Linked DNA regions of Mus musculus: regions 1 and 2 are each linked to region 3. A link is a loop called in an ENCODE intact Hi-C map of the cell type or tissue named here. Cell type or tissue: left cerebral cortex. All regions are shown on one strand. Links, peaks and the distances in the headings refer to the core of each region. The heading gives the core; the rest is flanking DNA.

What was found. A loop is a pair of places that touch in the nucleus more often than their neighbours do. Peaks named below come from ENCODE experiments on the same cell type or tissue, not always from the same donor. Only the 100,000 strongest peaks of a DNase experiment are listed, where the experiment ranks them.
Region 1: a loop joins it to region 3, with 5 times the contacts of the local background. A loop is called at or near these places in 20 of 42 quality-filtered maps.
Region 2: a loop joins it to region 3, with 4 times the contacts of the local background. A loop is called at or near these places in 15 of 42 quality-filtered maps.

What each region holds. Positions count from the first base shown.
Region 1 is chr7:78,591,458-78,601,426 of GRCm38, forward strand. E430016F16Rik (RIKEN cDNA E430016F16 gene) reads right to left here. Exons shown (of 11, transcript NR_015542.2): 9 at 2,942-3,129. Among named protein-coding and RNA genes, the nearest start is that of Ntrk3, 19 kb to the left of the region's middle. In left cerebral cortex, for the core only: a CTCF peak has its summit at 4,651 (motif pointing left); DNase peaks (open chromatin) are centred at 4,643, 5,296, 5,510, 5,908 and 3 more places; H3K27ac peaks cover 2,543 bases.
Region 2 is chr7:78,574,173-78,584,141 of GRCm38, forward strand. Ntrk3 (neurotrophic tyrosine kinase, receptor, type 3) reads right to left here and starts at 3,666. Exons shown (of 17, transcript NM_008746.5): 1 at 3,364-3,666. The coding sequence starts at 3,611. E430016F16Rik (RIKEN cDNA E430016F16 gene) reads right to left here. Exons shown (of 11, transcript NR_015542.2): 11 at 6,894-8,586. Gm39038 (a long non-coding RNA gene) reads right to left here and starts at 149. Exons shown (of 2, transcript XR_882235.3): 1 at 59-149. In left cerebral cortex, for the core only: CTCF peaks have their summits at 3,845 (motif pointing left) and 5,850; DNase peaks (open chromatin) are centred at 940, 1,596, 1,972, 2,240 and 11 more places; H3K4me3 peaks cover 4,981 bases; H3K27ac peaks cover 4,771 bases.
Region 3 is chr7:78,762,125-78,772,093 of GRCm38, forward strand. No RefSeq gene overlaps it. Among named protein-coding and RNA genes, the nearest start is that of Mrpl46, 16 kb to the right of the region's middle. In left cerebral cortex, for the core only: a CTCF peak has its summit at 4,373 (motif pointing left); a DNase peak (open chromatin) is centred at 4,371; H3K4me3 peaks cover 237 bases.

The DNA of each region.
Region 1 (9,969 bases), core at 756-8,755, 170 kb before region 3:
CCTCCTCAAAAGTCCCAGAGATGCTCATCTCACCCACAACTGAAACAGGGAGGGAGTAAGGTCAACTCAGAACAAGGACAGCTCAGCCCTATGTGGCAGAGCACTGAGACACTCCATTCCCCGTGTGGCGAGCTCTCCATTGCCGCTCTTCTTTCTAGAAGAACAAAATGCTCAGAGAGGATAAGCTGCTAGCTTGAGGTTACACAGCAAGAAGGGTCTGTTAGATCTCAGGGACACACCTCTAAAATGGCTTGGAAGCAGTGGGGCCCAGCAGAGGCAAGGGGAGGATAGAAGGACCTCCATTGTCAGGTCTAAAAAGCAAGTGAAGGGATGGGGAGATGGTCCATGAGGAAAAGTGTTTGCCATGCAACTGACTGCCTAAGTCTGATCCCCAAACCCATGTTAAAAAGGCTAGACATAGTGAGACATGCTTGTAATCTCAGCTATGGGGAGCTAGAGACAGATAGATCTGGGGAGCTCATTGTGTGGGCAGCTAAACTAGCTCCAGGCTAATGGGAAATTTGGCCTTAAAAAACAAACAAACAAACATGGGGAATGGCTCCTGAGGAGCAACACCCAAAGTCACCCTCCAATGTGCACACAAATGTACACTTACCCACACACACACATGTATGCCTCCATCCACATAGACACAGAGAGAGAGACAGAGACAGAGACAGAGAGACAGAGAGAGCGAGAGAGCTCTGAAGAATGAGAAAGAAAAACAGGCAGAATGATGGGTGTAGCAAGGACAGTGGGGAGAGACAGGCAGGGACAAGCATGAAGGGAGAAAGGTACAATTGAAGTGGGAGGGGCATGCAGGAGGAGCTGGGAGATGCTGCTCCTGGGCCAAGATGCAAGGTTGAACTTTTTGCTCTATGGCTATGGAGAAACAGACTCTTTCCCCAAAGAGGGAACAGAACAGCCAACTCCAGCCTTGGCCTTGGGCTCAGCTACTCCTAGTCTGGGAGTGGACAGGAGCCAATGGCTAGAGCCTCCCTTGGGCTGAGCCAGGCTTCCTCCTCCTGGTGTGGAAAGGACAGGGATGTTCTGATCGGAGATGGCTGGCCCAGCTCCTTGTGAAAAAAGAAAGAGGAAACCACAGCAAGAGGTAGAAGTCCTGGGAACTGACATTTTGTCAAAACATGGCTGGAATCCCTAACTCTTTCCTGCTTTAAACCCTCTTTCATCCTAAGCCCCAGGCCCATGCCAACACCTTCCGCAATCCAGCTTTTCTTCCTCTAACAGCCTTCACTGCCAAGAGCCTAACCCTTGTGCACAACACGTGGGCCCTAGCCTCTCCGTCTCCCAGGTCCTCACCTTTATACATCTTGGCACTTGGGCCCCATAGCTTCTGCCTGCCAGAATCCCACCTCTAAAAGAGCTCAGGGTATCTCACCTCCTTGGCAAGGACTCCTCCATGCCAGGTCCTCCTGCCAGCCTCTCAGCCTTCTATAGGTTAGACCTTCCTGGTCTGAGAGGCTGTTGTGTATATGTCTGCCTCTTGCTGCATTTCTACAGAACCCAGGACCCAGCACGTGCTCTATCCACGTGCTGATCTCGCAGACATTGCGTGAAACCTGAAAGGACATTTTCTATCCTTTCCCTCCCCACCCCCACTTCCTTCCCAGGAATCTTTCTTTGGATCCCAGGGATAGAACTTGCAAAGCAAACAAGGTGATCCTTGATACAGTCAAGTGAAGGCCTGTGTGGCAGAACCTTGCCTTGCCTTGCCTTGCCTTGCATTGCCTTGGGGAATGTCATTTGACATTGACAATGGGAATGTACTAAGTCCAATGTCAACATTATCTATCCTAGAAGAAAAGGATATCTGTGAGAATATGACCTAGGTACTTAGAAACCACAGGCACAGAGTGTTTACAGGGACTGCAGGCTCAACCTGAGCATATAGAAGCTCTTCTTTCTCTTCCTCTTCTTCCTCCTCTTCTTCCTCCCCCCCCCTCCTCTTCCTCTTTCTTCTCTCCCTCTTCTGTCCTGCAGTGGACAGCCCAGAATTCTAGGCTCCACTATAGTATTAACAAACAGAAAACACCAGGCTGATTTAAAGATTGATAAGAAATTCCAGGGGAGATGAAGAGTTACCAGATGAGAAAGGGCATAGCAAACTTATCCCAATAAGATGAAGAAGCCCCTTAGTTGGCACTGGTCTCTAAGAAGGCAAGATTATACTAGTGCTGACAGATTTTCAGTCCTTAATGTCTGTCTCCAGATGTCTTTATCTTTGAGTTAACCGTAAGACTGGCCAGGAGGCAAGGGGAGAAAAAGATGGGACCCTAGCTAAAGTGATCAGTTTGTCCTGGTTTGCCCATTACTTTTCATATTTAGTATTAAAAGTTCTATATCCAGGGAGGGTATCTATATCTATATCCCAGAGGAAGGCTAATGGTAGGCCAGCTCTCTGTACCTTCTGGAGCCCTATACTGCAACAGAAGAGGATGGTTTCCACCAATAGCCTACGAAGCAACCTGCCACTCCTCTGCAGGTATCCATGCTGAGGCTTGGAAAGACTGTCTAATTTGTTCAAGGTAACATGGCCCACACAGGAAGCCTGCTTTCTTCCCAAGAAGGAATTAGGAGGGACATAGCTGGAGCCTTCTCTGAGCCAAGAGCACAGGAGTTCTGCTGCTGGCCTTGCCTTGTTCTTATCCAGAGGCCTAAGGGAATTCAGCTTAATTAGTAGTCAGACCTCGGCTAAGAACTTAGGTACAGTGCCACTGGGCCAGTGGGAGAGGTGGGGCTATAAGGCCAGTGACCTTTACAGCTGCTTGAATTTACAGCTAAGTGGTCCTGAGGAAGCTCCAGCATACAGAAGGATGGCACAACCCACTGGCTCTTGGTCTGTGAGACTTGAAGAGAGATGTGTAACTTCCAACCTGTCCTCTCTCTCCATTCTGGACTTGCTGGTCTCTGGGGAGCTCACCTTCTCCGACCACATGGTGTCTGCTCGGTGCTCATCCCAACATGGATGGAATCACTCCACTCCAGGTCTTGTTTTCTCCAGGGTGATGGGCTCGGTTTCTTCAATGGCTTCTCTAGTGAGCTGATTGTGAATCTCCCAGTCCTGCTTGGAGTTTGTTTCCAGCACATCGTGCCATTTAATAGATGGCTCTGGAGGTGGGAGATAGCAATAAAGACTGGAAGCAAGCAGACAGAGAAGGAGCAAGGCAAAGGCTTCAATACGAGCTGTTATTAAATAAATCCCGAAGGAGTTCCCTAGAACATCCTAAGAGTGGGTGACCAGAGCTGCCCAGAGCTCAGCTCTCACTCTGAGCTCTTCCTTCACTCATTTCTCTTTGTGGTGGTTAAAGCACAGGGGGTCCCCTGCATGGGCAGCTATGAAGCCTCCCCTGCCTCCTACAGTCAGTTTTCTGACAGGCCGTTGCTTTTACCCCCAGCTACCCCACGCCTCACTCATTCACTTTGACACTGGGTGTTTAAGGATCACACGAAGTATCTGCCCCTTTCCCATTTCCCTTAGCCACAGTTCTGAGTGACCTGCCTCCTTCAAGTCATCAGTAAAACCAAGCACTTGTCTTAGCCACAATTCTGACTGACCTGCCTCCATCAAGCCCTCAGTAAAACCAAGCACTTGGCCGAGTTTGAGTCTCAGCCCAGAAAAAAAAAAAAAAAAAACAACCAGCAAAGCCATTTCAATGCTTGCTCATGTGCCTACTTAGATAACGTTCCCTTCTGTCTACACTGGCTATGTGCACCGAGACCCAATACCCCAGGGCCTACCAGACAGACCCATCTTTCCGTTTTCTGACTGGCCAACTCCAAAAGTCCACCCTTTTTCCCCAAGCTCTGCATGCCTAGGGAGCTAAGCCAATATCCCCAATATCTGGTGTAAAGACACCAGACCTTTATTTATTTATTTATTTTGGTCTGATGGGGGCATATTTGTAGACAGGAGATTTTGGAGTTTAGAAAGATGTACCAAATACTTGCTGGACATTCAGTAGATGCTCACGCAGTGAAGAAAAAGAAATCTCCTCACCAGACAAATGTGAAGGTCACAGCTACAGCTACGTGGGCCTCCAAGGTCCACCCTTCCTATTAGGCCACTCCTGAAATCTCTCTGCAGAGGAACTGGCTGCATTCCTAAATATATCCAGAGGGTAAATCCAGGAGGAAAATCTGAACTCCTCCATCATTCGTTCATTTAGTGAAGCACACACTGTGCGCCAGACCTTCAGTAGGCACACACGGTTCAGAACCTGATAACAGAATAAGACCCCATTCACTCTGCTGCTGAGGGCAGCTCCAGAAACAGTTGTCTGTATGTCTATCCTCCCTAGCTGCCCCAAATGGGGTGAGGTCAAGTTTGTTCTGAGCTTGCAAGGGAAAGAATCTTTACTCCTCCTTGGAAGGTTACAGGCAAACGTCTGCTACCCAGTTGTTCTACTCTGCACCTGATTTCCAGTTCCTTAAGGGGGACCAGACTCTAAGAGCTGCAAAGCTTGGAGACAAGAAACAGCAGCATGCTCGTAGCACCTCCAGTGTCCTGAATCAGCTACGGAGTCCCTACTGTCAGAGCTTCTTCATGTCTGGCAGAGTCTTTCCTGTAAGACAGAACAGCAGTTAGCTCCTCCAAGGCCCCAGCTGGGCCTGGGCTAGCATCTAGCACCACCTACCGGCCACAAAAAGAAGAGCAGAGGCCAAGCTACCACCTTTCCCTAGGACTCCTTAGGGCCTTTTGTCAGGCCTGGCTGTTGCCTGCTCCTTAGCTCCGGGATCTTCCTTTTTCCACCTACAGACAGAAGGCAAACTCCAAAAGGGACAAGAAATCTCCCAGTAGGAATAAGAAATCACATAACTAACAACAACAGTGAGATCCAAGCCAGAACCTGTGTCTGAGAGAGCATAGGAGAGAGCAAGAAGATAGCCGAGGAGGGGGAGGGAGCAGACAGTAAGCAAGGACCAGCGGTTGATGGTCACAACCAGTTGCAGTGGAGAGATGAGGATGCTGGAGGCTTATGTAGAATCTTACTAAAGAAGTACTCAAGGTCCCAGGAAGCAGTCACATGTCGCCACTACAGGCCAACAACTGAGACCACCCTCGCCACCCTCATTCTAGACCAGCTCCCAGCCCTGTACCCAGGTGCTTCTGGGAAGTTGCCTGCATTCCTCTGGTCTCAGAGAGCCCGGCCTTTGCCCAGAGATCACAGCTGGCGTCAGGCAATGCCTTTCTTGGTGCTTCTCTTGGTTCTGTCTGCTCCTAGTTGAAGATGCCAATGAAAACAGATTGGAAAGAGACCAAGAGAGGAGGAACGAGGCGGGAGGGGGGTGAGGGTTTCAACATGAGGTGATATTAAATTAATCTCCTGCCAGTTCTCCATATGTCAGACTAAACTTTGATTAAGCATCCTTCGGTTTTGAGTCACTGGCTAAGGAATGTCTACTCAGTGACAGTTTCCTGGGCACTAGCAGAAGCTGACAATCCTGCTGGTCCATACTCCTTTTCTTCCTCCAAAGGCATTCCAAAAGGTACCCATCTGGCCTGCTAACCCAGAAGGAGAAGGCAGTGCTTTTGATAAAAGTTTGGACATTGAGATCAAAACAGATCAGCTGCTGGCTTGGAACAAGTCACTTAGCTTTTCTGAGCCTTGGGCTCAGAAACCAGGGCTGATTTCACCTCCTAGGACCAGTGGAGAATATACGCTTATGTGACTTAGCACAGTACCTGGAAGATGAGCTCAATAAACAGTGGCTAGAAAACAAGAGAAGAGAACCTTAGCTGTGGCTCCTTGCTTGGAATTCTAAGGCAGGGCTCTGCAGCCTCCCTACCCCACCCCCCTCCTGCCAGCTCTCAGCCTCCTGTGGGCAAAGGAAGAAAGGCGGGGGTGGGGGCCTGTTCTCACCCTGGGAAGATTGCTCTAGGGGTGGGTGATGACTGTGTGCCTCACCCACCCACTGGGGAAGGCGCTCCAGCTAGTGAATGGAAAAAGCCAGCACCCCTCTTGACTGCATTCATTATTCAAAACTTCTCACAGCCTGATGCCTGCCCTGGAGGGTGTTAAGGACCAGCTAAGCACCAAGCAGTTTCCTCTGCCTGAGATGCAGGTAGCAGAGCCAGGGAGGTTGGGCCATGAGGAGAGACTGGGGCTTTCCAGAGGCCTGGGCCTGGATCAGTGCATCTCTGAGCTTTCACTCTGCCTATCTGTAACTCCCACCCAGGGCTCGGCTCCTTCCGCAGACCTCGCCCCTCTAGCTTATTCCCTCCCAGGTGTCTCAGTGGCCGGCGCTGCTTTGAAGCTAAGTTTAAGTCTACCACGACTGGCTTCAACATAAATATAAATACAAGCACCAGAGTACAAGCCGGGTTTCAAGAACTCAGTAGGTGCAGTGGCTGACAACTACCATATTGGACTGAGCATATGGAAAGTCTTTTGTCAGCAACAGCGCTGCTGCCCTGGGCCCCGCTGCAGAGAACTGACCACATCAAGGAGAGAGACATGAGGCGCAGAGGGGAGGGAGGGGCATATAAAAGCCCAAGAAGGCTTCAAAATTTGTAAGAACTTGAAAATGAATAAGGAGAAAGTTTTCGGTGCCACCACGCCCCCCACCCCAGGTTCCAGAAGACCCAGGGTGTTCTGTGAGAGAGCAAGTGATTGTCGCAGGTCCTCACTGATGGGAGTGCACAGAAAGGACCATAGAGCTCTCAGAAGTGGGTATTTTTGAAAGCCAGTCTGGGGGAGGCGTTGGAGTTGAAGCATAAGCTGGACTCCACAGTGAGGATGAGCACCGAACCGAACCCCCAGTGTTTTTTTTTCAAGGACCATGATTGCTCGCCCACGGGCACCCCCCTCCCCCCGCGCGCACACAGTATCTGTGTCACTCAGGATGTGGGAAAGTGGTTTGGCTTCGGCTGTGTGGGGTAGGGGCAGCTGGGAGGAGAGCAGCGTCTGCACCAGGGAAGGAGCCTGAATAATTTGATGGCTCCTCCGAGGAGAAGCATACATCAGAGTAGTGAACAGATGGCCCAGCAAAAGGGGTTAAGTAAAGAGATCGCTGTGAGAAGTCTTGTCACTCTCATCAGAGCAGAGATCCATGAGAAGCAGACTTTCAGTAAGTCCGAAATAGCAAATGCCACGCAGGAACGAGAGCCACCTTCCCTTTTCCCCAGCCCCCCCCAACCCCCCAACTGATGCACAGGCTCCCAGTCTTCTCTGGGACTGACAGACTTTCTGCAGCCTCTTTCCAGGGGAGGTTTGTGACTCTGCCTGCTGGATCAGGGAAACAGCAGTAATCCTGAACACAGAGGGGATGTCTGATGGGGTGCACTTACAGTCTACCCATGGACTCATGTTTCTGAGACCCAGGGACCCTCATCCATGTGCTCCAGTAGGTCTTAAACTCATGACTTTGCTCTTATCCTGCACTTCCTCCCATGTCCTGTCTTTAAGGGGACCTAACAGGCACCATTCCCTATGCCAGCCAGGTTGGGGTATGCAGCTACTTGACTAGATATGTGCAGAAGGCTACAATAAAACAAATGAAGGTCTGGAAACTTTGGTGCCGGCAGGCACGCATTCTTCCTCCTTTCCTCCTGTCTGTCTACAGTGGCTCTCTCTTATCCACCTTTCCTCTGCTTCTCCTTTTACATCCTTTCCTAGACTTCTTTGTGTTTCTTCGCAGGTCCCAGGATCCTCAGGACAACCAAGTCCGTTCCTAAGCTGTAGGTCCAAACTGCACTTCACAAGGCTACCCATTACTCACCTCTTGCTTCTTGGCTTCCAGCTCTAATGGAGACCAGTCCTTTCTCCCAGCTGCCCTTTTGGGCAGAGTCCTGGGACAGTCCTGGCTGTTCACATATGTACACCAACCAGTGTCTTATTTCCTTGCCTGCAGCTTCTGCCCATTCTTACCTTTGACCTCTTCTGAAGACTCCATTCTGGGGCAGCATCAACTGCTCATTCTAGAACTTTCTTTTCAGGTTCCCCAAAGTCATAATCATACTCCCAAGATAAGTAACCTGAACATGAGTGCCACCATCCTTTTGCCTGTCAAGAAACCATATCCTTCCAATACGTTAAGCTCACTCTTATACTGTGTGATGTTGTGTGTGTGTGTGTGTGTGTGTGTGTGTGTATCATGCAGGATTGAAAAAAGCAAATATTGCCACCAACCTAGCCAGACTTCCCTTCAGAACACAGTGAGAAATAGTCACTGCCCCAATGTGAGGAGACTGCTACCATTCTGACAGAGAAAGAAAGAGTGAACACATGTTCCCAAAATTGCCACTGTAGGGTCTGGATTTGTTAGGAACATCTCGCCTGGGCATGTCGACCTTGGCACTACTGACATTAGGAGCACGATGAATCTCCGTGGTCAGCTGCCCTATACATCACAGGATCTTTAACAGCATCCATGGACCCTACCTTCTAAATTTGAGTAGCACCTCTTTTACCTAAAGTGACCATAAATGTCTCCTCCAAATGACACTTCATTGAGAACACTGAAATGAACACAGGTTGTCTTCAAGCACCGAGAAACAGATTGGCCACTCCATACAGTCTTTAAAGCTCTGGACATGTAGAGTCATTCTCCTGGACTTGAGTGAGTTATTTTCCATCTCTGGACCCAGGATTTTGTCACTTGGCCTCAAGAACAAGGATGATGGCTCCTGTGCATTGGGCTTCATCAGCATTTTCCAGGCACAGTGCCATAGTGGGCATCCCCTGTGTAGTTGTGTTTACTGTGCCAGAGGAAGAAGCCGACTGCCCTTCATCCTACTCCAACGTTTAGGAACTCATCTCCTGGCTCCCTCTTTACAGAGATGAATGAAAATGCAGAATAAACACAAAGACCCTGAAAGTCCAAATGAACAAGACACTTAAGGATCCACATCACTGCCAATCGTGAGTTCCCCTCTGCCTAGTTGGCAGGAATATAACCTTAGCCCTTCTGGGGGCTTTCCTCACCCCCATTCTCCATAATATCCTGGGTCTTAAGTTAAGTCAAGACGTGATGCAGGGACAGACAGTGTGGGATGCTGTCAGCCATCTGTCCATTTGGATTGCTACCAAAGCATTCAGTGTTATTCTGTCTGGACCATTTAGGTCTGACGGCTTACTACTTCTGTACAGTACTTAAGACAAACTACCTATAGTCCCAATAGTATTCAGGATTTTCCAAAGAGGCCCACAGCAATCTCTGTTATGCCACATATCTGTCACAATAAGCCTCTGAAACCCTTCCCTTCAAGAGGTGAAGCCATGTGGCCATGGCAGAGGTGACACTATATGGCTCTAAAAGGACTTAGAGACCTATCTCTTGGTTGTTCTGGGATCCTAAGTCACATACTCTAAAGAAGCCCACCTAATGGCACAAGGAAGACACATACAGAGACCCCATCTGAGACTTGAGTAGGCAGGCTGCAGAAACAATAGGCTTCGGATAATTCCAGTCTGTCATTGATTGGCTCGTCCCAGATGTTGGAGGATAGAGATAACGCCGCAGTCCTGATGTGATCTTTCTTCCTTCCTGACCTTCCAGATCCATGGACACAGTAAGGTCACTGCTTTACATTTGGCGTAGACTGTGATGTATCAGTGGCAGGTGGAATTCCTGTCTGCCCACATGCTGTACTTTCAGACACTCCTGCCAGGGTCTCCGGAGGAGAGAACTAGGCATGAGTCCACATCGATCAAGAACCTGCATGCAGCTCTCCTCTCTTCTGGCCTAGGGATCACTTTCCAGTACTACATAAAGAGTCTAGCTTTCAAACTGTAACTTCTCTGTGACACTGGGTTTGTACCCAAACATCTTTTCCTGCCTCTTTTCTCTCTTTTCTTCTATAACTTGCCTGATGGTTCATAGGCATTCTAATTACAAACATGAGAATACATTGTGTAGGCTTTTCCATTTCCTCAGGGAGCATCAGGAGTCGGTGAAAGGTACCCATTTCAGTGTGAGAAGGTAAAAGGAAAAAAATATCAGTTGACT
Region 2 (9,969 bases), core at 880-8,879, 190 kb before region 3:
TCTGCAAAGTGTCTCCAGGGGAAGGGGAAATACAGGAAACTAAAAGCCCACCAAACACCTGGAACCCTGTGGCAATTCAGGCTGGTATACAAATGGCGGCTCGGTGCCCCAGTCCAGAGTACATGGTCTTTGCGAGCCCAGGCTAGCGACCTCAAGAACATCTGACCCAGCGATGCCACAGTCTCTACCTCCATCTTCTTTCCACCATTCAAAGGACACGCCATCCCAAGCCAACACAACCCTGTAGGCCCGGCCTAAGGAGGCAGCCTAGACAACACACCATCTTGGCCACCACCCTCCTGCCTTTGTGACGTCAGAGTCTAGTTGGGTGTGGCTGCCTATGGACCCTTCTGGAAGAGTTTATGGTGTATTAAGAGCTACAGTAGCAAAAAAAAAAGAAAAAAGAAAAAGAAAGGGCTGCCCTTTTGAACAGAAAGGGAACAAACAGAAGGCAGGAAGGACCCTTTGGCGCAGCTATGGACTCTTTGGAGTACTATGATGAGATGGAGACGAGGTCTACCCCTCTGCCCTGATGCTTGCTGCTGATTTCCTCCTTATATTAACAAGGTCTCTTCTACCCAAAGCTCTGGATGGGCACAGCCACCACTCAGAATGATACCACAAGAGTTGGGGCCACAAGGAAACAAAACCTTGTCTGTCTAAAAACTCAGCACAAAGAGTTCACTCTCGGAGGATGGATACTTGAGAAGAACCTGAGGAGACGCCGTCTCTCCATGCCTAGAATTTGTCCAGCCGCACGCCATCACCCAGAGCTCCAGGCTGACAGGCGATGCCCCCTCCTGACCCTGGATCTCTAGACACACGAGTCTGAAGGACACTTTCCCAGGCCCCCCTAGGGTTGGATCCTCTCCTGCCCTGTGCTTCTCTTTCTTTAAGCCCCACCTCTACCAGCAGGCCTTGGGTTGGGGACCTGGGATATATGTTGTATAGCCCATTATTCAGTGCTAAGATCCGATGGAAGGCGGGCTTGGGAAAGGCTACCTTTTCCCTTAATCTTCCATGTCTTAAAGAGTAAGAGAGCAACAAGGGCATGTTCTTCCCTGGATGAACATGAATCCTCTCCCTCCTCGGGACTCCTTGCCTCTGGAGTGGGAGTCTGAGCCCCTTCTTGAGTTTAGTCAATACCAGACGCAGGCATAACAGGACACTGGGGGGAAGATGGGGTGAGGGAGGGTCATCTAACCCCTGACCTCTGACCTTCCCTACCACTTTCTCTTTGATGTCAGATGGGTTTAGGAGAGAGTCCTGATGGCTGCTGAGTCCAGTTCCCACTGAGCGGCTCCCAGTCTCCCTGCTCAGATCGCCACAGGCACTCTCCTGGGATCCTCTAATGCCAGGAGAGGAGCAAGAGGCCAACTGTGTCCCCTCCTCCCACCAATGTCTCCGGGGAACAACTAATCCTACTCCCCCCCCCCCATAGAACCGCTTCCCCAAACCTCATTTTGAGAGGTGTGACACCTCTTCGTGACCATAAAGAGCCTATCTGATTGTGACCAATCCTGCCTCCCTGAGGGTTCCCAGGGACATACACATCCTTAGAGCAGAGAACAAGGCAGACACAGCTCACTGGCTCCCAAACTCTCCAGCCCTTGGCACATCCAATCACCTGAAAATCTCCATGCCCAACTCCAGAGCACAGGCCACTAAGCTCTTTGCAGCCATCCCTACAATCCAGGGGCCAAGCTTCCCTGAAACATATTCCTCCAGACCTTGCTCCTGGACAGACACTGGCCTCCAAGTGGGTAGAGGCTTCTCCTTTGCTCTCTTCTCCCCTCCCCTTACCCCTTTGCTGTCTATCTGGACATCCTTGACCATCCTGGAGGTAGTAAGGAATGAAAGGCAGAGCTAAGATATGGGTCAGGATTGTCTCCAGGAGTCGGGGACATCTTCTGGGGCTGTTCATCTCCCTCAAAGTGTAAGCTGCAAGAACACAAGCTGGTCTCTCTTATACCAAGAGAACTGGTGGGCTTTGGAGAGAGCCTGACTCCAATTCCTTCAGGCTTTGTAGTCCTGAGGCAATGGTTGGAGCAAAGAGGGGAGGGGGTGGACACTGAGAGGGCAGTAGCCACAGCACACTGGGTCCCTTCTTGCTCTAGTCCGTCCCCAAGGCAAAGAGCTACCCTAAACGTCTCCCTCAGAGCCTGGCCACCGTCCTAGTCAGTCCTGGGGCTCCCAAGGGATGAGAGCACGGGGCAAAAACCAATGAGCTGCCCTCCGAGCATCCAAGAGCTATCCACACCCTTCTCCTTCCTGGGGCAGAGAGGTCAGAGGGGTGGTGGTCACCTGGCTGAAGAATGAAGAATGAAAGAAAGGCTATGCAGGCTCCTGGCCCTGACTCTTCCTTTCACTCCTTCACAGGCCTCTGGCCCCATCCCTACCAAAGAAACACAACAAGAAAAGAGCAGGCCACTACACAGGGTCCCACTCAGCCGGGGCAAACCAGCCAAACGCCACGCAGAGTTCAATTTTTGAGAGAAAGGGGGTGGGGGGAAGGAACCGCAGAATTGTGAAAGAAATTTCCTTCCCAAAACCCAGGTCGTCCTCTCTCTCCTGCCTCCAGCAACCTGACTCAGAATTACCCTGGGCAGTTATGGAAGCCCAAGCCAGGAAAGGGTCTGTAGGCGCCCAGATGCAGATGAGGGTGGGAAAGGGGGGGATGTCTCGGAAATGCCCAAAATGGGGTTGGAGAAGGCGGCGGGAGGTGGGGGGGAGGAAAAGCAAAGAGGTAGGCGTCCATGACGGCCAGAACACGTCCGAAGTCTCCTCGGGAGAAGCCAGCTTCCAACTTGTTTACTTATTGGCATGTTTTGCTCTCTCCAAAGGGAAACAGTTTTTTTTTTAAAAAATCCCGATTGGTTCTCAAGCAGTCCCTATCTGTCACCTTCCCTCCAAGGCTAGGCTAAGCTTTGCCTCTGCCGCCGCTATCTGCCACCGCCTGTCAGGGAAACGAGACGCCTCTACTTTATTCCACTTGAGCGTGGCCAAACTGTTGCTATTTAGTGGGGGGCATAGAACCCAATTCGCACCCTCGAAACGAGCAGGCAGAGGGTGGGGGCGGGGACAGGAGCTGGGCCCGGGTGCACTCCGCCCGGAAGGGTCCTCTCCAGGGAGAGGTACCCACCAGCATCATCAAATCACGCCTGGCTAGGGCTGGAGTCACCTGAAACACGCAGCCCTACAGCATCTCCCGAGCCAGGGCGAGCCTGATGCGCACCCGGCGGGCTGCGAACAGAGGCGAGCTGGGGAGCGCAGGGCCAGTTCCCGGGCCGCGGGCGGGCAAGACGGAGACGCGAAGCTGGGGCGGGGGTGGGGGGCGGGCTGGGTAGCGGCCGCCTGACTTACATGGAAGTGATATTCCTTGAGATGTCCGTAATGTTGATGCTGGCGTTCCCATTGCTGTTCCCTGAATCCTGCCCTTCCAGGAGAGGGAAGAGGTTCCCATCGTCCGGCCGCCGGCAATTGATCTCAGTCTTGCTGCAGACACAATTTGCAGGGCAAGCCAGCACGGAGCCCACATAGTCCAGCCAGACGCTTCCCAGCAAGAAAATCCGCCAGAAACTACACTTGGCTGGGCAAAGAGAGACATCCATCTCCGATCGCTGCTTCTAAAAAAGAGGAGGAGGAGGAGAGGAGAGGGGGGTGGGGTGGGGGGAGTGGGGAGAGCAGGGGGGGAAGGAAACAAAGACAGCGAGGGAGGGGGGAAGGGGGAGGGGGGCCTCTGCCTTTGAAACGCCGAACGATCAGATGCAAAATCCTTCAGCGTCGGAAACCATCGCGGCCGCCGCCGCCACCGGGTGGGAGCCGCGGGGAGCGCCTAGTGGCGCGGTCTGCCGGGCATGGTGGCCGGCTCGGCGCTCGCCGGCTTGCGGGGTCCAGAAGCTCTGGAAACGAGGCGCGCTCTCCGACTCCGAGACTTTGCAGGGTTGTAACAACAGACGGTGGGAAGGCAAAAATAATAATAAAAAAAGAAAAAAAGATGGTGCTAAAGTCACCAAGTCCCACCTCCTAGGCAGAATTAAAACGGACACACCTGCAAAACACACTCGCACACACTCACATACACACGCGCGGAGCTGGAGGAAGGAGGAGAAGGAAGATGCAGTCAGAGCTGCAGCAGTCGCGGCGAATGGCTCGCTACGCGCCTGCAGAAATGTACAAGTGCTCCGAGCCTTACGAAACGCACGGGTTATCGGAGCGTCTTCCTCGGTTCCCTCCCTCCCTCCTCCCCTCCCTCCTCGCGGCCTCCTCCCCCCCCCCCGCCCCCCGCCCGGGCTGGGAGAGGCAGGAGAGCGGAATCTCCCCCTCCCTCCCCTCCCCACACCCCTCTCTCTCCCCGCCCGTCCTCTCCCTCCTGCTTCCCCACCCACCCACCCACTCGCCGGCTCTCGGCTCTCGCCGGTACCGCCACCCGCAGCCGCGCCGCTGCCCGCCCGCTCCACGCCCGCGCCCGCTCGCTGCAGCCGAGGGGAAAACGAGACGGAAAGGAAAAGTTGCAGTTGGGATTCCGAGGGTCGGCGTTGGGGAGGGAGAGTTGGCAAGCTGACTGAGCAACACGAAAGGCGTTCTCCCTTCCACTTTTTGGCCCTCGTGCTGCCCGGTTTTGCTGCAATCTCCTCCGCAGGAGGAAGCGAAATGAGCGTGGCCCAGGTGACCCGGGATGCTCCCCAGCCTGAGTGAGGGTCTCGGGCTCACGGACAGTGACGGGAATCAGGAGCGCACAGGAACCCGAGCGAGGCAGCCAGGGACGCCGGCCGCAGACGTGCAGACCTAGATCTGAATGACACTCATTTGGGTAATCAAGAGTCCCGGGAGCTGGGCTCAGCTTGGGAGGGGACTGCGTGGCATGGCACACTGAGTGCCCCTGAGCCTATTGCTCCTTCTTGGCGGTGCGTTATGGGTTCCGCCTTGGACAAACAGGGACCAGAGAAGGAGAGAAAGAGGGAAGGAGCGCCTGCAGGACTGCGCTGGAGAACCGAGGTGGCCCAGGGCGAGCGATTCATGCGAAAGAAGCGGCCAGGAAATTGAGATGCGAAGGGCATTTTTTGGCAAGCACCACGCCAGCACCGTCGGAGGCCAGCTTCTTGGGCTCAGCCCTCGGGTGCGCCGAGCTGGCAGCCTGGTGAGGGGGTGGGCGGACTGCTCTCTCCGGATGATTTGGGGGGCACAGAACCTCCTCTTTCCCTCCCCCACAAACACCCCTTCCTGGTAGGGGCTCAAAACAGGTGCAGCCTTCGAGGCAAGTTTAGACCTGATGGGGAGAGAAGTATAGCCCCCGCTTTTTGCCTTGATAGGATTGTTTTAAAAATAAAATGCAAATGTAAATATGCCAAATGCGAGCTATTTCCTGAGAAAGCCTGAGATTTTGCTGTGGGAAAGGAGAAGAAAGGGTTAGGGGAATCCGAGCAGGCAGACACACTACAGCATTCACACGCAGAAGAAAGCAGCGCTCTCCTCCCCGAGCTTGGGTGAGGGCAGGCAAGGAAGCAAAATACATTGAATTCAACAGCATCCAGGATCTGAAAGGATTCTCCCCCGCCCCCCTGTGGATTCCAATGCAGGTCATGCAACTTGCAGGCAAGATGGGGGGAAGGGGTATTGCGGTGCCACCAGCCTGCCCCTAGTGCCACCGACAGACAGACCCGATGGCTTGCAGTAACACTTTTTGCTGGGAGTAAACTTGGGTGAAAGGAGGAAAAGAAAAGAGCATGCCTATAAAAGGCATTTTCCCCGACTTCTCATTACACTCTGCCTTCCTTTTGCCCCAGTGAGACTTTTACACCCTGTCGCCATGATGGCCTTGTCCCCAGAATGGCATTTTGCCCTCCCGCCAGCAGGAGGGGACAGAGTGGAGACAGCCTTAGACTCTCAAACCAGAACCTACTGGCTTCAGGCCAGTCCCTGATGTCCTTGTCCATTGGGAATCTCCCTGACACTTCAAGTGCCATCCTGAGTGACTTTAGGGTTCTCTGAGAGGCAGGGAGAGTAAGGTGTAGCCAGGACACTGGAACTTGGCCTCTCTTGAGAGATAGCAGAGGAGAAATAGGAAGCATTTCCCAGACTACCCCAGGGAGACAGAATAGCTGACTGCCTGAGGGGATTTAGTAGAGCTCCAACAAGGAGAAAGCATAGTTGTGTCTTAAAGGGTGCCCCGCCCATTTTTAAGGACAAGGACGATTTTTATTACTGCCTGCAAAGAAAGGATGCTATCCATAAGTCGGGTTTCAAAGCAAAACTTTGGAAACCTCTTCAGAGAGTGAAAATTCAGGCTGTGAAGCAAGGGACTCTGATTGGACAAAAGGTCTTTCATTCTTGACCGTGGATAGGATGAAGGTAAGGTGCTAGGAGCTCTGAGCCCACTTAGAAAGTAAAGCTTAAAAATGAAGAAGGCTCTTTTTTTTTAATGCAAGTGGAAAGAGCAGAGTTCTACTTATGACCATGAACAAATAGACTTACACTCTGGGCCTCAGCTTTCAAATCCATGAAATGACCACATGGAACCAGGTCTTTGCTCTCCTTTAACTGATGACATCCACAGTCCCTGCCAGCTTGTAATAGATAATACAACTCCTTGGACCTCATCAGAGACTTCCCAAACCAAACATTTTAAGAAGTTCCCCTAGGTGATTGACAGGCATGGGGTGGGGGCAGCTTCAGAGCCCCTACAGCTCGAATCATCTCTGGTTCTCCACAAGCCTTGGATGAAGGGACTCATTAGAAAGGAACAGGGATTCCATGTAGGTTCCCAGAAGCATCCAGTTAGAATAAATGAGTGTCTTGGGTGCCTGCAAAAACAGAACTTTGGGGCTGGCAAGATGGCTGTCATCAATAAAGTATTGATCACACAAGCATGAAGACTCGGCACCCATGTTTTTAAAAAATGGATTTATTTAGCAGTGTGCACTGCTGGGGGTAGAGACAAGAAGATCTCTGGTGTTAGGTATTAGCTGGCCAGCAAGATTCGGTGAGAGACCCTGTCTCAAAAAATAGGGCAAGGAAAACACCAGACATCAACTTCTGGACTCCACATACACCCACATACATGTGCATAAACATGAACACACACACAGAAAGAGAGAGAGAGAGGAGATCTTTAAACTTCCACTATCAGTGAAACGCCTACAGGCCACAGAAAAGCAGTCAAAGTAAGCCAGAAATGGGTAAGGGGCTAGGACAGAGTCCCTGGGACAGACACTCTCCTCTCAGTCAACAGGTACCCAGGGCATTCAAACCATGCTGTCATCTTGCTGAGAATGTCCTGGTTGACAGGGAAGAAGGACTTGTCATATCATCCTGAATTCCCAGTATGTGGCCTCTGTGTCCTGGACATATGACTCATCTCAGCATCCAGACAATCAGGATAATCTGTCCCCATCTTCTCAGCTGCCAGATGGAGTTTCCTAAATGAGGAAGCTGGAGAGTGCACACCAACCCTCCAACCCCCTGCTGACCAAGAAGGGACAAGAAGGAACAACGTTTGTTTGTTTGTTTCCCTGTACAAAATGTAAAACTTAGAAAGCTTTCCCAGCAAGGCAGATGCAAGGGCTTAAAGAAGATGCCAAGGGCTTCCAAAGGTTCCAAGGAAATCTCCAACCGTATAGGTCAGACAGGGCTGCCTAACAGGGCACGGAGCTCCTTCTGCTCCCCATTTATCTACAGAAATCAAGCACATGTCTCTTTCTTAAAGAAATCCGCTCCAGACTATGAATGCCCATAACTTCTGAGGAAGGATTCAAAGCAGCTCAAAGTCCCTGTACCTAGGAAGGGAGTAGAAATTCAGGAAGCAAAAAAAACATAGTGTGCTGACCCCACAACCAGTGCTTTCTAAGACTCCCCCGTTATCCCACACACACACAATGATCACCCTTTTCACCTTGCCACATCCCCATTTCCAATGGCTCCACACTTCTGAGCCAGTGGCCATATTTCTGGGATGGAGGCCAGACCCTAAATATTGCCTTACTCCTACACCTTACTCCACCCACTATGCCTTACTCCTACAATATCAGTCTGAACCGAGAAGCTATGCTGCACAGCTTTCTAGCCTGAGCCGATTTAGGACCCAGTTTCTCAGTGGGAGCTGAGAAAGGAGCAATGGTCCCGAATGGCAGTTCTGAGGAACACCTGAGGGGACGGTGGGAGGCCTGGGCTCCCAAGAACTTGTTGTTCCGAAGAGCTGTGCTGGAAGAGACAGACCTCGTCATGTGCTAGAAGAAGAGGTGCCCATGCAAGAGACTGAGAACATGCAATGCTATTCATAAAGTCGGAGGCCAAGGAGAGAACTTCAGCCAAATCTGGATGCCGAAAATGAATCTGTGAAGGTGGACAAGTTGAGCATCAAAGTAAGCCCCACAAAGCAGGAAAATTTAAGCACAGGACACCCCAGTTCAGGACCCCAACTCAAGTTCTAAGATGTTAGACAAACACCTACTGGGGGGTTGAAGCTACCTGTTGATGGGGAGGGGGGTGTCCTTATCTCTTACTCCTGTCAGTTGAAGAAGATTCCTTGATGGTTTTCTTGGTCCTTCCACTGACATCTGGGTGAGGCTGCACCCTGTTTTAGCTACCCTGAAAGCCAGACCCACAGCCCGTGTTGGGTGAAACAGACCACCTCCCTCACCCAGAGCCACCCCACTTGGTAACAGGAATTTTCTCAGCAGAATACTCCTGTTCCCAGACCTCCCCTGCTTGAACATCCTCAGGGACAGGAAATTCAGTGTTACCCAAAGCCTCCCACCTTGTTCCAAGCCACCATGCTCCTCCAATAGTCTTCAATCTGAAATGAAGCTTCCATGCTGGTGCTGATGCTAAACCCACTGTCTTTTCTACAAGGTACAGGGTTGCTGGCCTCCCTCCTACCTCTCTGAGCGGAGTACCTCAGTTATTTCCCTATACTTCAAAAATCACAGCTTTCTAGGTCTCCCCCACTCCAAATGTGGCAATGCATTCAAATCTTCAATGGCTTTAAATCCCACAGGCTTCAAGTGATCCAACTCTGGGGACCCAAGAAGTGGAAAGCTATAAAGAGACTAAATATAGCATCATGTCGCTGAGAGTTAAACTTACTTCCTATAAGTCTCTGTGACATAGGCTCTATGCCTCAATTTCCACTTCTCTAACTGTCTTTAACTCACCAGGTATAGAAAGGTGCTTTGAACCATGCCTGCCCTCCAGTAAGCATACTGTGCTGGCTTTTGCCTTCTCCTTTTGAGAGTTTTAAGGGCTTTACGGCCCCAGCCCAGAAGTATCGGCAGCTGGTACCCATTGATGGTGGAACTCATTACCCCCCCCCCCAAGCTCACCTCGCTTACAGTTGCAGAGAAGTTCCTGGCAAGCCTGTGAGCCCTACTGCCAGTGCCATGGGATGCTGGCAACACCCATGATGCTCTGCGACTCTATCCCTAAACCTCAGAATTGGTGCTACCAGAGGGCATCTGACAAGTCCTGGGTCCCAAGGCAGAGTACACAGGGCTGCATCTCTCCCTAAACAACAGATATTGATCCTATCCCATGCCAGTTGTCATGTTTATTGCTCCCTCTAAATAGGGAGGTGGCATTGGTCTCTATTATAGAAGACAAGCCTTGCCAAGTCATTGCAAGCTGCGAACAGTGGGGTGAGACTGAGAAATCAATGCAGCAGAGGGAGGAGGGGCTGCACATGCACGTGATGGTAGCTGCCACCAGCCAGTGTGTCACCTAGGTCCTGCCCCAGCAGATAAGGAAATGCTCACTGTGGCCGGCAACCCACAGATGATGCTGGTGGGCGGGGCATTCAGGAAAGAAGCGTCTCCCACTCTGTGTTCTGTTTCTCGAGTAAAATCAAAAGCCAAAGGAGTAAGCTTCCCAGAAGAGTCTATGGCAGTCTATGGTTGACAGGGGCTAGTGGGAATAAAGAGGCCTGGGGGCTACGCCCAACTTTCAGGATCACCCACACCCACTCTCTACACTCAC
Region 3 (9,969 bases), core at 880-8,879:
AAAAGAGGAAGAGAAGAAGTTGAACTAGAAGGAGTTTGGTTGGTTGGTTTTCCTTATTTTTTTTTTCTTGCAATGCTATCAATCCATCTCTCACCTACTAGGCAAGATGTCTACTACTAAGGAACTCCTCAGCTCCAGAAAACAAACTGGCCAAAAAATATATGTCAAAATGACCAACTCATCATTCATTGAGGAAACACAAGTTAAATTCGCACTGGGGTTCCACTGCACAGTCATTGGAATGGCCAAGAGTGCCAACGAAGAGGGGAGCCACCAGAGCTCCCCCACACTGCAGCAGTGTAAATGGATGTGATCATTAAGGAATCGAACCAGTTACATGCACCAATCTCCCTGCCCACTCATGTGTATGTATGCCTCTAAGATAAAATGAATGCCTGTGTGTACAAAAAGAGACTCTTGGAAAGTTCACGGTAGCTTTGTTCACCAAAGTCCATAGTAGTTGGGAAGGAACATGCCAGACATGTGTTCCTCAGCGAGAGCGTGCACAGACAAATTTGAGAATTTTGTCATACTCAGCCACAGAAAGGAATGACCCAGTGGTTCGTGCAACACGAATAAATCCTGACAGTGGAGCTGGGCACAGAAAGCTAATGTTTTAAGAGGCTGAAGCAGGAAAATTGAGAGTTCATAGCCAGCCTGGGTTATATAGTAAGAACCTGTCTTAAAACAAAATAAAAACAAAAACAAAATGCACATAAATCTAGAAAAGGCTTAAGAAAAGGTGGCTGTGAGAGGATATAGACTGTGACGTTACCACAGGAGCTCTAAGGGCAAAGGAAGTTCATCTCTGTCTATTCAAGGCAACAGTCACCCCAGTGACCAGAACCAAACAGGCAGGGCATTTCTGGGGGTGGGAACCGACCAGATCTTTACATGGATTAGGCTTACATACATAGAATGGACACATATGTGAAAACTCATTAACTTTGTGTTTTATTGGATGCCAACTATGTCTCAAAAACAAATCCCCACACATATGTGGTTTCCTTTGAAAATACAAGACAGACCGTTAACCTTGGGCCCACGCTCCTACGTGGCCACAGCTGGCTCGTGAGACACACACTTCACCACAGACCTCACCACACTCTGTTGACACCTCCAGCCCATCCCACCCGTTTCTATGCCTGCCTTGCTCCCAATTGCCTGCATCCAACTATTTTGGCACATCACTCAGGCTCTGAGTCCTGAGCAAAGCCACCAACCCAACCTGCCAGCCAGCCAACTGATCTGACTCGAATTGTTTTTCTGCCTGGCGTTTGAAACTAGGACTACTTCCTTCATAAGGAGCCAACAACTCAATGGGGCAAAAAGCCTCAAAAGAGCAATCCTAAATAAACTTTTGAATAATCAAGCCTGCTCAAGCAGCTAATTGGAGAAATAAAAGAAATATGATACTCCAAGCCAGTGAAGCTGGTCATATTGATTGCATTTTTAATCATTTAAGCAAACCATGTACGACTCTATTCTAATGGGGATAGACACCTCCAATTACACCAGTTCAGACTCCAGATACAACGTTTGTCCCTTGTCTTATAGCCATTCTTTGAGACTGCAAGGGGAGGAGGTCTCAGAAAGTAGCTGACAGCAATGAAGCACGCCCATAAGTCAGGGACACTAGATAAACGAACATAACATCTTGGGGGACACAGGCCTGTGATACCCAAGTCATTTATCTACTGGTCCAGTTCAGCCATGATCAACCAGGAGTAGCACTGACTAGATCACTGACTCGGGCCCACTGTTGTGGTAGATGGATGACTGAGAGGTTAAGATGCTCACTGGAGGAAGGCCAAGGCTAATGGGATAAGGGAGGGGCTCTTGAAATAGTGACCATTTACCAACCAGTATGAACACCTGTCATTTTATTTCCAGTGCTGGCACCAAACCCAGGGCCTTGCGTATGCAAGGCAAGCACTCTCCACCTCTGAGCTACATCTGTGCCATGGAATACTTGTTACGGAACCTCCTCCCACCCATGGGCCACAGGCTTGAGCATCACTGGAACCAACTCTTTACAGCTACTAGCATGCCCCTCTTCTCAGCTCTGCAGTGAGTGGGACCTCAAAGCTAACCCTGACGGGAGTATTTACACCAAGGAAATCAGCATGAGGTACCATATCAAGGACACCTACCACCCATCCACCACCTCCAAATGCTTACCTACCAGCACGCCACGGGTGTGAGGGATCCACTACAACCTCACTCATAGACAGAATGAATGGGGCCCTGGCAACAGGTAGAAGATTCTTCTTTAAATGCAGACACTTAAGGGCTACAGGTGTGGCTCAGTGCTAAAGTGTTTGCATAGCATCGTGAGTCTATGAGTTCAACCCCCCAGCACTACAAAATGAATGAATGAATGAATGAATGAATGAATGAACGATTTTTTTAAAAAAGCACATCTGGGCCGGCAAGATGGCTGAGCAGGTAAAGGTGCTTGCTTCCAAGCTTGACAGCCTCTGTTCAGTCTCAGGAACCCACGTAGTCTAAGTTGCCCTCTTATTTCCACACACGCACTGCTGCATCTGTACGCGTAGATAAATAAACAATTTTTAATTTAAATAAACACACTCATTCCACGTAACAACCACAGAAGGTAAGGATGACTTGCTAAGGGTCATACGGTGACAGTGAATTCGTACTAGGTGGGCTAGAGCCAAAATCCATGTGCTTTGCCCCTGTACATCACCCTGTTCCGCTTCCTCCCCTTTAGACAGCTTCAGGAGATTGCACTCTGCCACAAGTGCATAATTCAAAGTCCTGGCTGCAGAGAACCTGCATCCCCTGGTTTGGAGGCAGAGAAGGGCTGGGATTCCATTGCTCGGGATTCTTTAGAAAGATGGAAGATGCAAGCATCTCATCTGGAGAAAAATTCCCCTCCCAGCACTCCAACCCTAGAAATGTGCCTAATGATGCTTTCTAAACTGCAAAGTCGGGTTTTCATTACAAACACAGGTTGACGGCCCATATGCAGCATTATTGGTAATGAATGGTTTTCCACATCTCTGCCCTGCTATAGCTGCCCTGCCCACCTCTCTGATACTGAAGGCACAAACTGTACTGGCCCTTCCAAGACCCTTGGAAAATGCTGCCCTGGCCTGAGGAATAAGGAACATGGCCATCCCTGTCCCCAGCCCTGTGTGGGGACCTGGGGGGAGGGGCGCTTCTGGGAGGTCCTGGCTAAGTGGCATCAAGGACCAGATGGCTGAGGAGATTACTACGATTTCGTTTCCATATAATCCATAAACTTGGATGAGTTAATGTTTCTTCAAATGCATTATCTTGTAATCCCAGGGAAAGCTGTGCAGAGCCAAGAGCCTGGTTCTCTGGCCTCTACATGCCTGGCATGCTGGGTAATCCCTGCTTTGCCCAACAGGTCTTAACAAAGGCCAAGGAGCTTGGCCAGCAGGGGAGGAGATGCTGGCGGCAGGGCAAGGCTGGCACCTAGGAGGCTGGCATTTGAGGGCAATTGGGCAGGCCCGTAGGCTCCCAAACAATGCTGGGAATCCCACACTACAACCAAGCAGAGCCCACAGGACATCTGAGCAAAAGCCCAGGTGGGGATGAAGATTTCCTACTCTCTTGCTTTTGGCTCCATCCTTGGCAAAATGACTAACTCTGGGCCTTATTGTCTCAAAATATAACAAGGGATAGAAGCAGGTGACTCAAAGAGTCCACTTCGATTCACTCTCTGCTACATGTGAAGCCAAGGTCAGCACTGTTTCCCTGTCATATGCCAGGAGCTGTGACGAATAGATTCCACCGAACCCACTCCATGCTCGGGTAAAAACTAGCTGCTTCCAGGATCCTGGGTGTGCTGCTTGAACCTGGCATCATGGCACATGAGGACTGGTCTTAAGATGGAGCTCTGCCACTGACTAGCTAGCAAGCCACCTCCCTCCAGCTCTTCCCTCATCTGTCAGCTAGAGTTGCTTCTTCAACTGGTATCTCACGAGTGTCAGAGAAACTCAGAACACAGGGTGAACCTACCAACCTGTGAATATGTAACATCGAGTCCAGTACGCGGCCGGCAACCTGCCTGCAAGCTGGTGTCCTTGCCCTTTCCCCCAGTTCTTTCTACCTCTCCTGAGCTGCCTCACCCTTTTAGTGATCTCAGCTTAATCCTGTCAGCTCCTTCTGATGCATTAAGCTAATGCATTAACGATTTGGTTGGTGACTTCTTCCTTGCAATACAGTTGCGTGTTTGCAGTGGCCATCGTGCCTTGACTCGTTGTTGTGGACAGATGGCCACCTGGCGGTAATAACACGCTAGAAAGCCTAAGAGCCAGTGGGGCTTTCTGACCCACAGCCCAGCTTTTGGCCAAGCGTACCTAGGAGGGATATACGTTTGTGTGTGGCGCCTCCCTGTGGATACGATGTGTACTGCACAGACTCACCCAATCCCTGACGCACATGAACCAGCAGCTGCCCCAACCAGGACGTGAATCCAACATTCTTACACTGCCAATGCAGAAAACGAGGCCCACATGCTGGCATAGAACTTGTTCAAGATTATACAGTTCCCTTGGCATTTTGAAAACAGTAATAAATGACTGGCAACAATCTCTCATAATTTTGAGAACAAGAAAGCCAGAATCAAAGTGTGGTTTGCCCAAGGGTGTGTCCATGAAATGTGAATTTAGTTTCGGTGGTCAGTTCTCACACCATAAATCTTTAGGGAGATAGAGATGGCTCCCATTCTTTCCTGAGGAGCCAGGTAGTGATGACCCACGTGGCTTCTGAAATCATATCTAGCTAAATGATGCAAAAATCTGGTCCTATAAAATGCCCCTTTAAGTTTCTGCAAGGACACTGTCCATCAAATGGACTCTATCCAAGAAGATGGAGTCTGTCGTGAGGCTGGGCACTGTTCTCTGTATCCACCTAGAGAAGGCAGAGATGCTTCCTGAAGCTTTAGCTCAGTAAAGCCCTGGAGAAGCAGAGGAGAAGGTGCCACTGAACTCAGCAAAATACTGAATGGTATGAACTAGGATTTAGTTCAACAGAGATTCAACCACACCTAGAGAGCTACGGGCAAGGGATGAGACTGCTCTCCTGTGAGTGTTGCTCCTGAGGATTATCTGAAAAGGAATCAAAACTGACACATGTCAGAGACTTCTGCGTGCTGGTGTTGATCACCAACGATTCACAAAAGCCAAAATGGTTCACCCACAGATGAACACAGAGAGTGTAGTATGTATACACAATGGAGTGCTACCTAGCCACAAAGAACAAACTCATGTCATTTATGGGAAAATGGACATTAAGTAAAATAAGCTGGATTCAAAAAATACTATCACAGGTGCTCTCTCATATGTATACTGTAGAGAAAAAAAATAATTGAAGATGCCCCCAAAATTGAAGAGATGACTATGGAAGAAGAAGATGAGGAGGTGGTTACTCCCAAATACATTACATGCGTGTTTAAGTGACACCGTGAAATCCATTATCGTCGTGGCGTTGGCTCAACATCAGTCAGGATGCAGTTAGGAAAATGTAGCCCACGCCATGTCGTTCAAAAGAGACTTTTCAACATGGAGAATGAGTTCCCATGGTGTTGAGAGAGCTGGAAACCAAACAGGGTATGGAGAGGCAATTTGGAGAGGAGCAAGAGTAAAGCCATCACCCTGAGGGCTGGGGACAGCAGAAGAAAACAATGCTACCAGGAGCAAGCCATGCTGCAGGAATGTGAATCAAAGAGGGCTGCCGGCTGTGGACCACAGAGATGCTGAGCAGGCGATGTATGCACGCAGTGGGAAGGAATATTTAGCCTTAGCTTCCCTTCCCTTTAACCTCCTGCCAGTACCTCTCCCTCACTGGCCAAATCCAGTTAGAATCCAGTCAGTAAGAAAGCATGAGATGTGTATTTAAAGGGGTTATCACACACATTCCCCCCAAACACACACACACACACACACACACACACACACACACACACACACAGAGGATCTGAGAGCAAGAGGCAAAGGACCTGAGATGATGCGTGAGGTGAATATTCATGAGTGTATGTGTGATGTGAATGTTCAAGAAGGTGCACGTGTATTATCAAATCAGTTTCAAGGTATGCAGGAATCGATGTATGCAGGCGAATGTGGTAGGTACAGTTGTATCAGAGGTACCGATGTATCGGATCGATCTCAGAGGTTTGTATCGTGTGTGGTAGGAGAAGCATCGTGGGTTTTGGGTGTGATGTGAACATTCAAGGGTATGTGGATGCGTGGCTAGAATATTGATAGCTTTTGATGTGCACGCTTGTGTGTGCTGTGAATGTCCAAGGAGCTGAATGTGATGTGAATGATCAAAGGCATATGACGTGATGTTCCAGAGAGAGAGAGAGAGAGAGAGAGAGAGAGAGAGAGAGAGAGAGAGAGAGAGAGCATTCACAAGAGAGATTTTAGAGAAGAGAGAGACAGGACAGCAGATGTGTACAGAAGTGTTCTCTGTGTAGCATGTGATAGGGAAATGCAGTCATGGGTCATCTTTGACAGACATGCATGCTAAGCTGGTTTTGCCCCCTTATGCACTCAAGATGTCTAAAGAGGATAGTGGCCTAAGCTTTTCATGGGCACTATGCCTCAAGATCCATATCAAAAGCTTGTGTCATCCCACGTCAAGATGCATATCAAAGCCTGTGCCTTCCGGTCTCAAGATCCGGATCACAGGCACGCCTTCCATTTCTGGATTGTCGATCATTTCAGATATAGCCAAGTTGACAACTGGGAATATCCATCACAGGCTCCATCAGATAAAGCATGATTAGTCCCGTCATCTGAGGACACACTGGCCAGGTTGGACTTAGGTGACACCTAAGATCCATCTCCACAGTTGACTTTGACAAGTTATGCATTGCCACTTAGATCCACTCAACATGGAAGATCCAGAAATGCCTGCCTTTGCCTCCAGATAACTGGCCTAAAACTGTTTGGGACAGTTAAGAACCAAAGACACAAAGATGGATTTCCCATCTGCTGCTCTTACACCCCACAGAACTCTGTCCCGGCCTCTGCAGATGGCTTTGTGTCTCTTTCTTGTCTGTCCTGACCTGGCTCCCTCCTCCTCATTCTTGGGCTCTTTATGATCTCCACTCTGCCCTGACTAGGAGGCCTTTGCTGAGCCAGATAGGAGTGAGAGGCAGGCCCATATTCCCTTTGGCTTGTTTTAGTCTGTTTCCTGCCCCCCTCAGAACTGAACCATCACAGGGACGTTAGCCAGTATTTTAATCACCATTTTATCCCCAGCGTTTGGCAGTGAAACCTTCTTCTCTGCAAATGTTTATTGAAGGATCACTGGACTATTTCAAGAATTCGCTCTCATGTGTGAAGGAATTCCTATGTGCTCCTTCCCAGAATTCCTACTACCATGCCTTACGCTTACTCATTCAGATGGAGAGCCGACCTCCTGGGTCAAGGAGGATCAAAATACCAATGGGAGGAGATACAGAGACAAAGTTTGGAACAGAGGCTGAAGGAAAGGCCATCCACTGACCGTCCTACTTAGGGATCCATCCTATATACAGTTCCCAAATTCAGACACTATTGTGGATGCCAACAAGTGCTTGCTGACAGGAGCCTGATATAGCTGTCTCCTGAGAGGCTCTGTCAGTGCCTGACAATTGCAGAAATGGATGCTCACAGCCATCCATTGGATGGAGCACAAGGTCCCCAATGAAGGAGCTAGAGAAAGGACCTAAGGAGCTGAAGGGGTTTGCAGCCCCCTAGGAGGAGGAACAATATGAATCAATCAGTACCCCCCAGAGCTGCCAGGGACTAAACCACCAACCAAAGAGTCCACATAGAGGGATGCAAGTCTCCAGACACATATGTAGCAATGAATGGCCTTGTGGGACATCAATGAGAGGAGAGGCCCTTGGTCTTGTGAAGGCTCTATGTCCCAGTGTATAGGAATGCCAGAACAAGGAAGCAGAAGTGGGTGGGTTAGTGAGCAGGGGGAGGTAGGATGGGATTGGGGGGGGGGGGGTGAAGGGGAAATGAAGAAAGGGGATAAAATTTAAAATGTAAATAAAGAAAATACCTAATTAAAAAGAAAGATCGTGACTTTCACCATTCTCTTCTGCACGCTTGAGAATCTCAGCTCCTTAAGCCCTACAGTTCTCTACTCCAAATCCTCAGACTCTCAACCTATCCAGCGGTCCGATCCACCCACCCGAAGCTGACTGCTCCTGGGTCAGTGCTTCAAGAATTCTGATTTAGCAAGGCAAGTGTCCAGATAGCAGGAGATATGGGTAGCTTCAGCATCATACAGCTCTGGGTTCAAATGCTGTCTCCAATATGTTATCTGGGAGACTGTCACAAAGTCTCCGCCTCCCTAAGTGCATCTCCTGATATACAAATGGTGAGAATAAAACTTGCCAATCGGGGCTGACATGACTGAGCCAGGTGGCGTGGACAAGCAGAACTGGCCAGAACCACACGAAGTCGCCCCAATACATAAGACCCTGGGTCCCTTCCCCTTCTGAAGGATACAACATCCATCTATGACACCCCCCAGAGATGGCCACAAGAACCCAGAATCTCCCCCCGACTGATAATAAATATGTCAGCTTCCAATTGCCGCAGGCCCAGAAGTCAGGGCATCGAGGACTGTGCTCAGCAAACGGCTGCTCCAGAGGCCAGGTACGGTGATGCTAAGTGCACATCACACACTTGTGTCACCTGTGGTACTTACATGCATAGCTCCACTCACCAGTGAAGAAACTGCGAGCTAGCCCTCTACCTGGCTTCTCAGTCAAGGGGGTTTTCCACTCATCTACTACAGGCTTCCTCACCTGGGTGTTTTCCCAAGCCCATTCTACCAGTGTGCCCATTCTGTCTATCAGAGGTTACACCCAAAGGAGTCCTCATCTGTGTTAGTGTGGTGTTCCCCTACTGGGGAAGAAGAGAGCTTAAGGGGAAGGCTCTTTGTGGTGATTTGAATGAAAATGGTCGCCATAGGTTCACAGGAAGTGACCCTATTAGGAGCTGTAGCCTTGTTGGAGTGGGTGTGGCCTTGTTGGAGGAAGTTTATCACTGGAGGCAGGCTTGGAGGTCTCAGATGCTCAAGTCAGGCCCAGCGTCTCGCTGTCACTTCTTGCCTTCAAATCTGGATGTAGAACTCTCAGCTAACTCTCCAGCACTGTCTGCCTGTATGCCGCCATGTTTCCCGCCCTGATGATAAATCTCTGAACTGTAAGCCAGGCCCAATTAAGTGTTTCCTTGTAAGAGTTGCTGTGGTCATGGTCTCTCTAAACAGCAATAGAAACCCAAACTAAGACACTCTCCCTCCCCCCAAGTCAGCCCCTTCTTCAGGGACTGAAGCAGGCAGGACATCCACTTTCAGTTTCCAGTGACTAGCGATGTCTGTCTGTCTGTCTATCTGCCAAGGCCTTCAAAAGGACTTGTTCATCGCTTTTCAGAGTGGGAGAGCTAAGAGTGCACACAGGCATCCCGGCATCTGCTTCTCCTTCTGTATTTCTCATAGCCTCCTACCTTCCTGGGGAGCAACCACCCAACCCCATTAGCTGAGGTAGCATCGCATCACATCCAGAATGACCCCCAAACCCTGTGCAACCCCCACAATGGATGTGTCCGCTGGCAACAGTGATGAGCGTTTTCCTCCCTCACCCCATTTTATGAAGTAAAGTCCCAAGGCAGGTAAAGTAACTGGCCATCACCCAAGCCTCTTGGAAGGGAGGGGGCTGTGACTGCCCTGAGATTTCAAGCTAATGGGTTTTATCTCACCTTGTGTGTCTGGAGCTCCGATATCTGGGAATGCTTAATAATTGGGTTCCTGGCCTTTCAGCTGGCATGTTTTCCCCTCATAAGATAATAGAATGGGTCGGCAGAGGTCTGCTTTGCTTTTAGTGCCCCCATAAGTCTGGGTCTAAAGGTAGCTCTAGAGTCCCTGGTCCAGGGTCGAGCAAAGCTAACGCATCCAAACAGCCAGAGGTAG